3 separate regions of the Homo sapiens genome follow, and all the other regions are linked to region 2. The links are chromatin contacts, found by Hi-C in ENCODE. All regions are on one chromosome and are shown on one strand. The core of a region is the stretch at or near the end of the contact, and the rest is flanking DNA. Distances in the headings are between cores, read along the strand shown.

Region 1 (3,549 bases), core at 425-2,924, 260 kb after region 2:
ATGAGGTAAGTGAAATGTGGAGTCTGAGTTCAAGTAAATAAGTGTTCCAGGTGCTCACATCAGACTGACATCTAATTTGTCTTTTATAAAGTTATTTTCATATTAGTGTATGTAAAAGCCATAGAGTTTCTGTTGCGTTTTGTTAGTAGCCTCAGGTTTGATTGTTATGATTTTATTTTTGTGCTGTGCACATTCTTTGACCACACTTTAATCTAAAAATCCTGTACATTTTCATTATTGGTGGAAGACTTTAAAAAGCACTACAGTAAGAGAGTGCATATCTTTTGAATTTTTCTGGTTCATGATTCTTGACTTTGCCTGTGGAATAGCCTGTGGAAGCTTAGTTGGACTGTAGGTAAAAGTTCAATTAGAAATAGTCATGAGAAGACAATAGCTTTGTAACAAATAATAGGATACTGTAAAATTATCAGTCAATACCGACTTGCTGATTCATGAGTTTGAAAAGCCAGATTCTGGTTCTCTGTTGATTTTCATGTGCAGAAACATTCACATAATTGCTGTCAATTCTGTGCATATGTTTTGAGGGCTAGGGTACATCTTTTCCTTTATGTTATTCCCCAGCCCCAGTCTAAAATCAGAAATTGTTAGGGTAGCATGCCATAGGAATTTGAAAATGACACAGACTACTAGGAAGTTGAGATCTTTATTCCTAACACTGATATTTAGCTTTAGACAAGTTACTTATCTGGGGTTTTTACTTGTCTTTAAAATATAATTAGATAGGTATTTATTTAATTGCTCAAAAAATGTATTATCCACATAACCTCTACATGTTACTACTCAGGAGTTGATGGCTTTTTCTTTAAGCTATTCCTAACTTTATCTTTTAATAAAAAATCTGAACATAAAGAATATTTGTGATGTTAAACATTCTTGGCAAGGTCATTGTATCAATGAGCAGAGATCATTTGCATAATGATAGAATGAGGTTTTATGAGGGTTAGTGTGCGCCATCATCACTGACCTTGGTTTCTGAGTTCTCCTGAAGGTGTCCTGTTTATATACACCGCTACACCTTGCCAATATTATGCCATCAGTTCTGTTTATATTTTACAGTGGTTATATTTTAAAAAGAAAGCATTCAGTCTGTGTCATTATCTATGTAGCTCTGTCATAAAGCCTAGTGCAAAAGAAAACTACTTGACTACTATATGTTTATGAATATAAGCACTTGGTTTAATTTCACATATGTTTTCCAGCATAATTTGGCTTCAAGTAAGCTGTACATTTTTGCATTAATGGAAATTTTTATAATCTGTTTCCTTAGTGGTACATTAGCCTTTCCTTCAATGGAAAATATATGTGGAAATAAGTCATAAACTGACCAGTCAGATTTGCGAAATAACTGTAATGCAATGTATATAAAGCCTGACGTCTTCTAGGTTAAAGCTGAATGGGTAGTCATTATATTATCTGAAGGGTTTGACATCTCATGTCCCTGTAGTTCAGATAAAGACTATTTATTTATTCTGTGGCACACAAAGAGTCCAAATCAAGAGTTTAGCTATTCCTCTTAGGACATTCTTCCTGTTACCTTGGAGGTGTTTGACTCTGTTTCTTAATTATCTTTGGTTGGAAACTTCCACAGAACTCTTTATCTTGCATTGGATTCTACATTTTTCATTGGAGAATTAGTTGCAAATGAGAGCTTCCAGCCGCTTCATTGGCATTTCATCCCGGAAATGACTGATTAACCAACATTCCTTTTGTTTGTTCTTTTTCATAGCTTCCCTATGTGATCAGTTTTTGCTCTGAGTTGCATGTAGGGTTGGACTTAACTTTTGAGTTAACTTCTAAGTAGAATAGTGTACAATTTTTTGAGCTTATCTTAACCTGACTTGATCTCCCCTAGTCCTGTGACATTCATCATTCTCAGCCTACTTCCCTTTTGAGTCGTTGCAATGACATGCTGACCTAGAGTGGTCTTCCTGGTTCAGGGGGCTCTGTGGAGGCCATTCATCCAGCCCTTCCTGCTGCATATAAATGTTATCAACATGTTATATTTTTATTAGGATAAGTAGGTAAAAAAGGAGTATATTAGATTTGTATACTGCTTTGGAATTGGAATAATGGTTTCAGACACATCGCGTCATTTGATCATCCAAACAACTCTATGAAATAGGCAAAATAGACTATGCCTCATATACAGAATGAAAAAATGGAAACTCAGGTTAAATAAATCCTTAAGGCAACATGGTAAATAAGATTACCTGAGTTAAATTATGGCACGACATCCCACTTGTTTTACTTGTCAATGAAATTTAAGGGAGATTGCTAAAAAGTTAGAGCAGGAATTGATGTTAATAGTGTCATCTGTGAAGGATATGTTATAAACAGGTGGCAGAAGGTAGATCCTTTTGGGAGACAAGGAGTAATGAACTTAGTGTTTGTACCTTTTTCAAGGATCTTCTGTTTGTCGAAGACTCACCTTGTACCTTGTGACAAGGTTTCCTACCTTTGTCCTTGAGCTCTTTCCAGAAAACATTCTTTTTTCTTTAGTTTCACAAATCCCACCTCTTCCCAGTTTTGTTAAGTTGATATTGGCAAAGATAGTTGTTTTCATCATCTGTAGACTGTGGGTTCTCTAACCTGGCCATATACATGTAAGAGTCATCTGAAGATATTTCAAAACAGATAGATGCCTGGATGTCACCTACAGTTATTCTAATGTAATAGATAAGGGTGGGTGCTCTGTAGGTGATTCTAAGGGTCAGGACGTTGGATAGGGAGCTTTTTACTATTCTTATTCTGCAGCAGTACTTCTCAAAGCCTGGCCCCAGGGTCCCTGCAGGAGAATCCTCTAGATTGCTTATTGAAAAACACCTTGCTTGAGATTTAATTTAATCAGAATATCTTCTGTCATGAGACAGTATTGTATATGTTTTAGGCACCTGCTCGTGTGTTTTTAAAAACACACCAGATTTAGAGAATCAGCATCACCTTAGCTTAGTATTTGCCATTTCATTTTCTTCTTAATGTAGGTTTTCTGATAAGCAATGTGGACTACGGGCCTGGCAGGCAGAAGATCGAAGTTCTTCTAGTCAGGCTTTGCCACCAGACAGCTGCATGACTTAGGCAGTCTTCTTTATTTCTCTAGGTCTCAGTTTCATTTTCTATAAAAGGAGGATACTGTACTAGATCATGATTCTACTGCTAATAATAATGCTATTTGTTGAGTCCTGCTATATTCCAAGCACTCCCCAACTACATTTATCTTCAGAGCAAGTCTCTGAAGTGTTCTGTTATGAGCTCCATCTTTATAGATGAGGAAACTGAGTCTCAGGAAAGTTAAGTAGCTTACTCAACTCACTTAACAATGAGTGGTACAGCTTTGATCTAACCCAAAATTGTCTGCCAGGCTGAACTGTTACCTGAGGCAATTTACCCTCCTTTTCCTACATACCTCTTTTCCAGTTTTAAATTTCTGTGAATTCATGTGCATAAGTGTATGCCTTTTTGTTTGTCCAGTGTTATTACTCCTCTCTCTTTCCCTCTCTTCCTTTATTTCTTTATGAAACATTTATTATG
Region 2 (3,452 bases), core at 119-2,618:
AACCAATGCCTTTTTAGGTTTAATACTTACACACGGTAATATGTTACTGGCTTTAAGGACATCAATGATTAAGCTTTCATGCAGAGCTGTACGGTTTTGTATAGTTGGAAAACAACACTGATTTTGAGATCACTACAAGCAAATAAAACTTTTATTCCTCCCAATTATTTACCTGCTTTTCAAATTTTTATAAATTTTTATGACACAATTTCTTCAGTCTATTAAATATTCCAAAAAAGAGGCTAATACAGTTGTTATAAGAAACTCCGCAAATGCAGTCAAGTGTTACCTTGTCACTATAATTAAAGTTTTCTTATGCGAGTAAATGAAACAAACAATCCAGCCCCACACAGGGAAAGCCAGCATTGCCTTGGGGGCAGCAGAACGCGGCACAGCACCGCCCGCCAAGGCCGCAAGATGCCGCAGAATGACTGCTGCAGCAGCCGCTTCCTGGCCAGGTGGCCGTGGCCGTCCGCAGAAAGGCACACTGCAGCGCTCTCGCTATACCTTCCGTGCTGGCATTGCATCAGTGTTAAATCCCCTGGCCACCAACTGCCATATACTTTTTGCTGGTTATGAAGAAACGTGGGGAGGGGACAAAGGGGAGACAGAGTGTGCCTGCAAGTGTGAGAGATCACTATTGCCTCACACTCCCTAAAAAATTTCTCCCCCAAATGTTTATAAGCCAAGTACCAACTTACTTCATCTGCCAGGTCCCTAAATCTGAAATCGCCTTGCCCTTCAAATGCACTAAATGAGTCAGGGTTTTAGGGCAAACCCAGGGATACAAGAAGATCGAAAGTGCCCAATTCTTAGCTGCGAGATAAGCACCAAGTTTGGGGTGGAAGAGTTCACCTCTGCCGACCAGAGCGTACTACCCCGGAGCGCTCCTAGTTTAGAGAGGCTTGGAGAGGAGTGGGCCTCCCGTTCCTGGAGTATCCCAATTCCCAGGGAAGGCCCTTCCCGGCGCTCGCGCTTCAGAGTGCGAGGAAACCCCCACAAGCAATAGCTCACCCGGCTGCATTCTTCAAAGCCCCAACCTCGGGGCGGGGCGCAGGGAGGTGGGAGGTGGAGGGTAGCACCGCCGGGAGGCTCCTGTCAGCGCCTCTCGGTTTTCCCCCTGGCTCCTTGGCGCCCCCTGACGACGGGCTCCGCAGCAATTTGGCCGAGGGAGGCTGGATAGGCGGAAGCTCCGGGTGTCCGGGAAGCTAGAGGCACCCGGCCAATGCACCCGCGGACGGCGCGGACTGGCGGGCGGCCCCGCGGGAGGGCGCTGGGCTCTCAGGCCCGGGTGCAGCCCGCGGACGCCGCCGAAACCGCCGCAGCCATGTCCGCGCGCCCGCGCTGCCGCAGCCTGGCCGTGATGTCATCAGCCGAGCCCCCGCCGCGGCGCCCCATTCCCGCCCCCCGCAGGCTGCCGCGGCTGCAGCCTGAGCGCCGCGTCCCCGCCCCGACCCACGTGCGCCCGGCTTCTGGGATGCTGAGGTCGGCGGCGGCCGCAGGACGATGCGCGGGGCCCGGGCGGCCGCGGCGGCGGCGCTGCTCCTCCCCACTCGCCGCGTCCCCGGCGGGGCTGCGCCCGGGGGCTGCGCACGGACGGGGGCGGGGGCGCCTGGGGAGGGAGGGGAGAGGATCCCAGCCGCCGAGTCGCAGCCTCGTCGCTGTCTGCTGAGTCATGGCAAGCGCTCCCCGCAGCCCTGGATCACTCGCGTAGCGCGGCTGGCGCGGGGTGCGCAGCCATTGGGCTGGGCGCGGGGCCGCGAGCGCCAGGCATGACGCGCTGAGCCGCGCTCACCCGTGCCCGCCGTCCCGGCGTGCGCCCAGCGCGGGTGCCTGTGCCGCCGCCCTCCAGCCCCGCCGTCGAGTCGCCCTCGCCTCGCCCGCACCATGATCGCCGCGGCTTTCCTCGTCTTGCTGAGACCCTACAGCATCCAATGTGCCCTCTTCCTCTTGTTGCTTCTGCTGGGCACCATCGCCACCATCGTCTTCTTCTGCTGCTGGCACCGCAAGCTCCAGAAAGGGAGGCATCCGATGAAATCGGTCTTCTCGGGTCGTTCAAGAAGCCGAGGTAAGACACGCCGCGACGGGTTTCTGCGGGCTACCAGGAACAATTAAGCCGATTTGGAGAGTGAAGCGCGGCTCGCTCCCTTCTCCTCGGCTGCCCCTAGCCCCATCATTGCCCACTCCCCAGGCTGAGTGCGTTTCTTTAACGCCCCTTGCCCTTTTTGCCGTCACCTCCGCCCTCCAGTCTCCCAGGTTTGAATAACCACGGCGATGCCGAGGGCAGGGAGGGGAGGAAAGAACTCAAATTTTTAGTCAGTTTGCTAAAGCCTTAAGGGTAATTTGAGCGTAGTCCGGGGCTGCGCCAGCCTCGCCTTCACGCATCCTTCGCTGGAGCGTAGGGGTAAGAAAGTAAGGCATGGAAACTTCGGGGCTCCCCAACTCCCCCAGAACTTTCATGCAAACTTCTCGCGGAGAAATCACGTAGAGACCGATGGCCCCAGGACTCCTCCTCCCTCCCCCAGGATGTCCCACCGAATTCCAGGAGTCTGCGATGTGCTTTCCCAACCCTGGTCTCCCAGGTAAGTCATGAGTCACTCGGTAGGTGAAGAACAAGGAGTTAAATGAAGTCTCATTTATCTCTTTTCTCCCCAGATGCTGTTTTGAGATCGCACCACTTTCGTTCTGAGGTAATTTATTTAGCGCGCACGCTCAAGGTCAGAAGAAGTTCTCTTTCCTGAGTACCAATATTAATTATATGCGTGTTAAGAAACCAGTAGGACACTGAATGACGAACATGCTGTCCCCTAGCCGAAAGTGGCATGTTTCCTTTTAAGTGATTTCATATTAGTGCCCAGCGAACGGTTTTAGCAAATTTCTTGTGTAGTGGAGCTGTTGTACAAGAGGGGAAAAGGCAAACCCTAAAAGTGCTGCAGACCTTAAAAAACTTAGCCACAGGGTGGATGTCACTTGAGTTTACAGTTTATATTTTGCTGGTGGAAGTGTTTTCTGGGTGCTGTCAGTTGACTCTGGTTGTTCACTTGGATAAACGAAGAGGTTAGTGCAGAACAATTTGATCCATATGCATTTCATTTTCGATTTTCAAGTTTACATTTCTGTTTTCTCCTAAAGCTCTCCATGTTTTATTGGGGACCATCTGATGATTTTTGCAAAGCGATGATGGTAGTGTGTGCTTAAATGCTTGTGCTAGTCTCCACTCTCAAAACGTGGACCATCCCTCTAGGGCAAGTAACTCCTAATCACTGCACCCAGGAACCAGCTCCACTGAAGAAACACAAGCGCTCCTTGACCTAGGATTTCTTTAGGAGTTTTCAGGCCAACCTCCACTTATCCTAAGATAATTTCCCCTCTTTTTAGGAAAGTTGCACGCCGCCAGGCTTGGAGGTTGCTGCTTGGTGCAGTTTACTCATGTTGGCAAAGACTTCATAGTT
Region 3 (3,694 bases), core at 392-2,891, 360 kb after region 2:
CATTGGGCTTCTCTGAATGTACAGTGTTCTTGCTTAGTTATTTTTGAAACCTTTTTAAAGCTTAAAGTTACAGATTCTTTTTCCCTATTTAAAAGTTTTTCCAGGATCATTTCGTAATAAAAAATATTATACTTGTTTGTCCAAAAATTAGGTAAAGACATTCTTTTTTGGGTAGTTGTGAGAAAGCAGGGAATAAAATGAGATCAGATTATAGACACTTATTTTAAAATTGGAATAGAAATTGGTTTTTCTAAACTTCTGAAAAATGGTGTCTGTCCTATCTGATTAAGTACATAGAGAAGATTGGAAATTTTCTTTAAAATAAGATTAGCATGCTCAAAATGCCTTGTTATTCTGAAATCCACCAATAAAAGGGAGTACGGTATAGCTTGAAAAGGGGAATGAGAAGCAAGTTGTAGCCCTGTAGATCATTGAAACCTGTCAGTCTTGAGGCGGCAAGGAGCTCCCTGCAGGTGTTACCCCGTTACTGCTTGAAGATTATGATCAATTTGTTTTCACATAGGCCCAACACGAGAAGATCATCTCTCAGCACCAAGCAGTGATCATAGCCACTCAGTCTGCACAAGTGTTGCTTGAGAAACAGGGTCAGTATCTCTCTCCTGAAGAAAAAGAGAAACTGCAAAAGAACATGAAGGAACTGAAAGTGCATTATGAAACTGCACTGGCTGAGTCAGAGAAGAAAATGAAGTTAACTCACTCTCTGCAGGAAGAATTAGAAAAGTTTGATGCTGACTATACCGAGTTTGAGCACTGGCTACAGCAGTCAGAACAAGAACTTGAAAACCTGGAGGCAGGTGCAGATGACATCAATGGTTTAATGACCAAATTGAAGAGGCAGAAGAGTTTCTCAGAAGACGTTATTTCTCACAAAGGTGACTTGAGATACATCACAATTTCTGGAAACAGAGTGTTGGAAGCTGCCAAATCTTGCAGCAAGAGAGACGGTGGCAAGGTTGATACTTCTGCAACCCACAGAGAAGTGCAGCGCAAGTTGGATCATGCTACTGATCGGTTCAGGTCTCTCTACTCTAAGGTAATGTTATTTTGATTTTTTAAGGGAAAAGTCAATCTGCAATTATAGTTTTCAATTATAGTTTTGGAACAAGAGGCAAGAAACCTAAAATCCAAAACAGGAGGAAAAGGTAGCTTTAGCCTACTTCTATTTTTTTTTTTTTTTTTGAGAAGGAGTCTCACTCTGTCGCCCAGGCTGGAGTGCAGTGGCGTGATCTCGGCTCACTGCAACCTCTGCCTCCCAGGTTCAAGCAATTCTCCTGCCTCAGCCTCCCGACTAGCTGGGACTACAGGCATGTACCCCCACGCCCGTCTAATTTTTTTTCTGTTTTTAGTAGAGATGGGGTTTCACTGTATTAGCCAGGATGGTCTCGATCTCCTGACCTCGTGATCCGCTCACCTCGGCTTCCCAAAGTGCTGGGATTGCAGGCATGAGCCACAGTGCCCAGCCTTCTCTCTATCTTATTCACCTGCTTTACTTCTGAACAATGTATTTAAATATGAGAAACTTAAAGTTACTTTAGTTTTTGAGAGCATGATTTCCAGAAGTCCCAGCTCTCAAATGCTCTAATATCCAGTGTGACCACAAGATGGCGGTTGTGCATTGACTCTAAGCAAAAACAGATGCTTGCAGCCTCTCAAGCTTGGGAACTGGTTTCATCTCAGATTATCCTCTTCACAAACACTGCAGGTGTTTGTCTTGTATATTTGATCAGTATGTTATTTTAATACTTAATGAATAAAAGACTGTTTTGCTTGTTTTACTTCTGTGGTCAAGTAAAAGGTTTTTTTTGAAAAAAAAAAATCTAAGAAAATATTTACTGGTTTGTAATATAATCTGAACAGACTTGCCAAGTTGCATAAATGATTTAAAGACCATCACTGGCTCTTGGACTTTGCTCCATTCTAATATAGACTCTTTGTCTTCCTTTTGTTAATTAACTTGTGCAACATATAGAAATTTATTAAGCACCTTTAAAACCCTTCCATCAAATCGATATCTATACACATGGTGTATCAAAATCTCCTTCCTCTGATGATTGATGTCTTTATCTTTTATTCTATGTTAAGACTCAGCTCTTGTAAATATGTTTTTGAATTGGTATAAATCCAGAACTATCTCTTTATTTTATGGTTACTTTTTGGCTTCTTATAGGGTACCTCTTCATATAAAGGAGGAAATCTTAGCCCAACAGAGTTTTTATTAACTTTGGTGGAAGTCTGGTTTTTTTTCCAAGTTACATATTTTATAGGTCCTAAGATTATTTGATGCATATGAAAATAGTGGGTTTTAATCTCCTACCCCTTTTCTCTTTTGATTGTTAGTGCAATGTTCTTGGAAATAATCTTAAAGATCTGGTGGATAAATATCAACACTATGAAGATGCTTCATGTGGACTTCTTGCTGGACTCCAGGCCTGTGAGGCCACAGCGAGCAAACACTTATCTGAACCTATTGCGGTGGACCCCAAAAATCTTCAAAGGCAATTAGAAGAGACCAAGGTAAAAAGCGAGAGAAAGATCCACATTTCCAGTAGTCTTACTGAAAGGCTTCCAATTTCTCACACTTTTGTGATAGTTTCAGCTAAGAGAGGGGAACAAATGATGTGAAAAGTATACTTCTGCCTCCAGAGGTAGTTTTGACTCTATTTCTCCACAGTACATTCTTTTTTTTTCCGAATTTTTTTTTTTTTTTTTTTTTTGAGATGGAGTCTCACTCCATCGTGTAGGCTGGAGTGCAGTAGTGTGATCTCAGCTCACGGCAACTGCCGCCTCCTGGGTTCAAGTGATTCTCCTGCCTCAGCCTCCCAAGTAGCTGGGACTACAGGCGCCCGCCACCAGCTGGGACTACAGGCGCTAATTTTTGTATTTTTAGTAGAGACGGGGTTTCGCCATGTTGGCTGGGCTGGTCTTGAACTCCTGACCTCAGGTAATCCACCTGCCTCAGCCTCCCAAAGTGCTGGGATTACAGGTGTGAACCACCGCGCCCAGCCTTCCTGATGTTTTCTTAACAGGTTTGACATTGCTGTTATGGCTTGTGACGTGCCCCTCCATCCCCAAACAAAACTCAGTATTTTCCTGGCCACTTATTTATCTTTATACTTACTTATCTTGTTCACTGTTTTTTCCTCCATTAGAATTAAGCTCCACAAGAACACGTGTCTTTGTCTGCTTTATTCATTGCTGTATTCACAGCACCTAGAATATTACCTGGCCCAAAGTTGGTACTCAATAAATATTTGTTAAGGAATGGACAGTTGGAAGGGAAGAAGGGATGCTACCATCATATTCAGCGGTTCTAAGGACCAGGATTAGGGTTCTTACTGAATATCTTCATGATTCATAGAGATACAAACTTGAATAATTACTCAATACAGTTCTCAAAAAGTCCACCTGCTCTTTCAGAAATACAGGCTTGGTGTCAAAACTGCATAACAGTGCGATTCTCAGTCATACAGTGGTGGAGAGTTCTTAAATCTATTTTTATAATGTAAAACTTATTTTAAAATTCTAAAGTAAAGGATGAGAACTAATGTGACCAATAATTTTGAGTTTAAAAGTTTCATTCCATCAATCTATTATATGATTCCATTTCACAGGTTAATAATAGTAGGTTATTACTGCTACAGCTAGAAAATAAACACAGGATTGCCAGTTAGAC

Evidence for each region. A loop is a pair of places that touch in the nucleus more often than their neighbours do. Pooled maps may share reads with other maps.
Region 1: a pooled map shows a loop between it and region 2 (2.2-fold over the local background). The contact joins the enhancer-like site here to the promoter of BEND6 in region 2. A Hi-C loop is called at or near these places in 1 of 50 pooled maps.
Region 3: a pooled map shows a loop between it and region 2 (6-fold over the local background). The contact joins the enhancer-like site here to the promoter of BEND6 in region 2. A Hi-C loop is called at or near these places in 2 of 37 single-sample maps with no recorded cell type and 9 of 50 pooled maps.

Annotation. Positions count from the first base shown.
Region 1 is chr6:56,688,844-56,692,392 of GRCh38, reverse strand. The region is part of intron 9 of DST (dystonin); the gene reads left to right. Among named protein-coding and RNA genes, the nearest start is that of DST-AS1, 150 kb to the left of the region's middle. Within about 2 kb of position 1,674, at least 7 of the 41 ENCODE cell types and tissues checked have a DNase peak (open chromatin) inside an H3K27ac peak, as active enhancers do.
Region 2 is chr6:56,953,023-56,956,474 of GRCh38, reverse strand. BEND6 (BEN domain containing 6) reads right to left here and starts at 1,368. Exons shown (of 7, transcript NM_152731.3): 1 at 1,015-1,368. DST (dystonin) reads left to right here and starts at 1,645. Exons shown (of 104, transcript NM_001374736.1): 1 at 1,645-2,068; 2 at 2,656-2,690. The coding sequence starts at 1,888. RefSeq lists a silencer at 1,180-1,869 and an enhancer at 2,031-2,662.
Region 3 is chr6:56,591,023-56,594,716 of GRCh38, reverse strand. DST (dystonin) reads left to right here. Exons shown (of 104, transcript NM_001374736.1): 48 at 524-1,054; 49 at 2,359-2,535. Among named protein-coding and RNA genes, the nearest start is that of DST-AS1, 250 kb to the left of the region's middle. RefSeq lists an enhancer at 567-826. Within about 2 kb of position 1,641, at least 2 of the 41 ENCODE cell types and tissues checked have a DNase peak (open chromatin) inside an H3K27ac peak, as active enhancers do.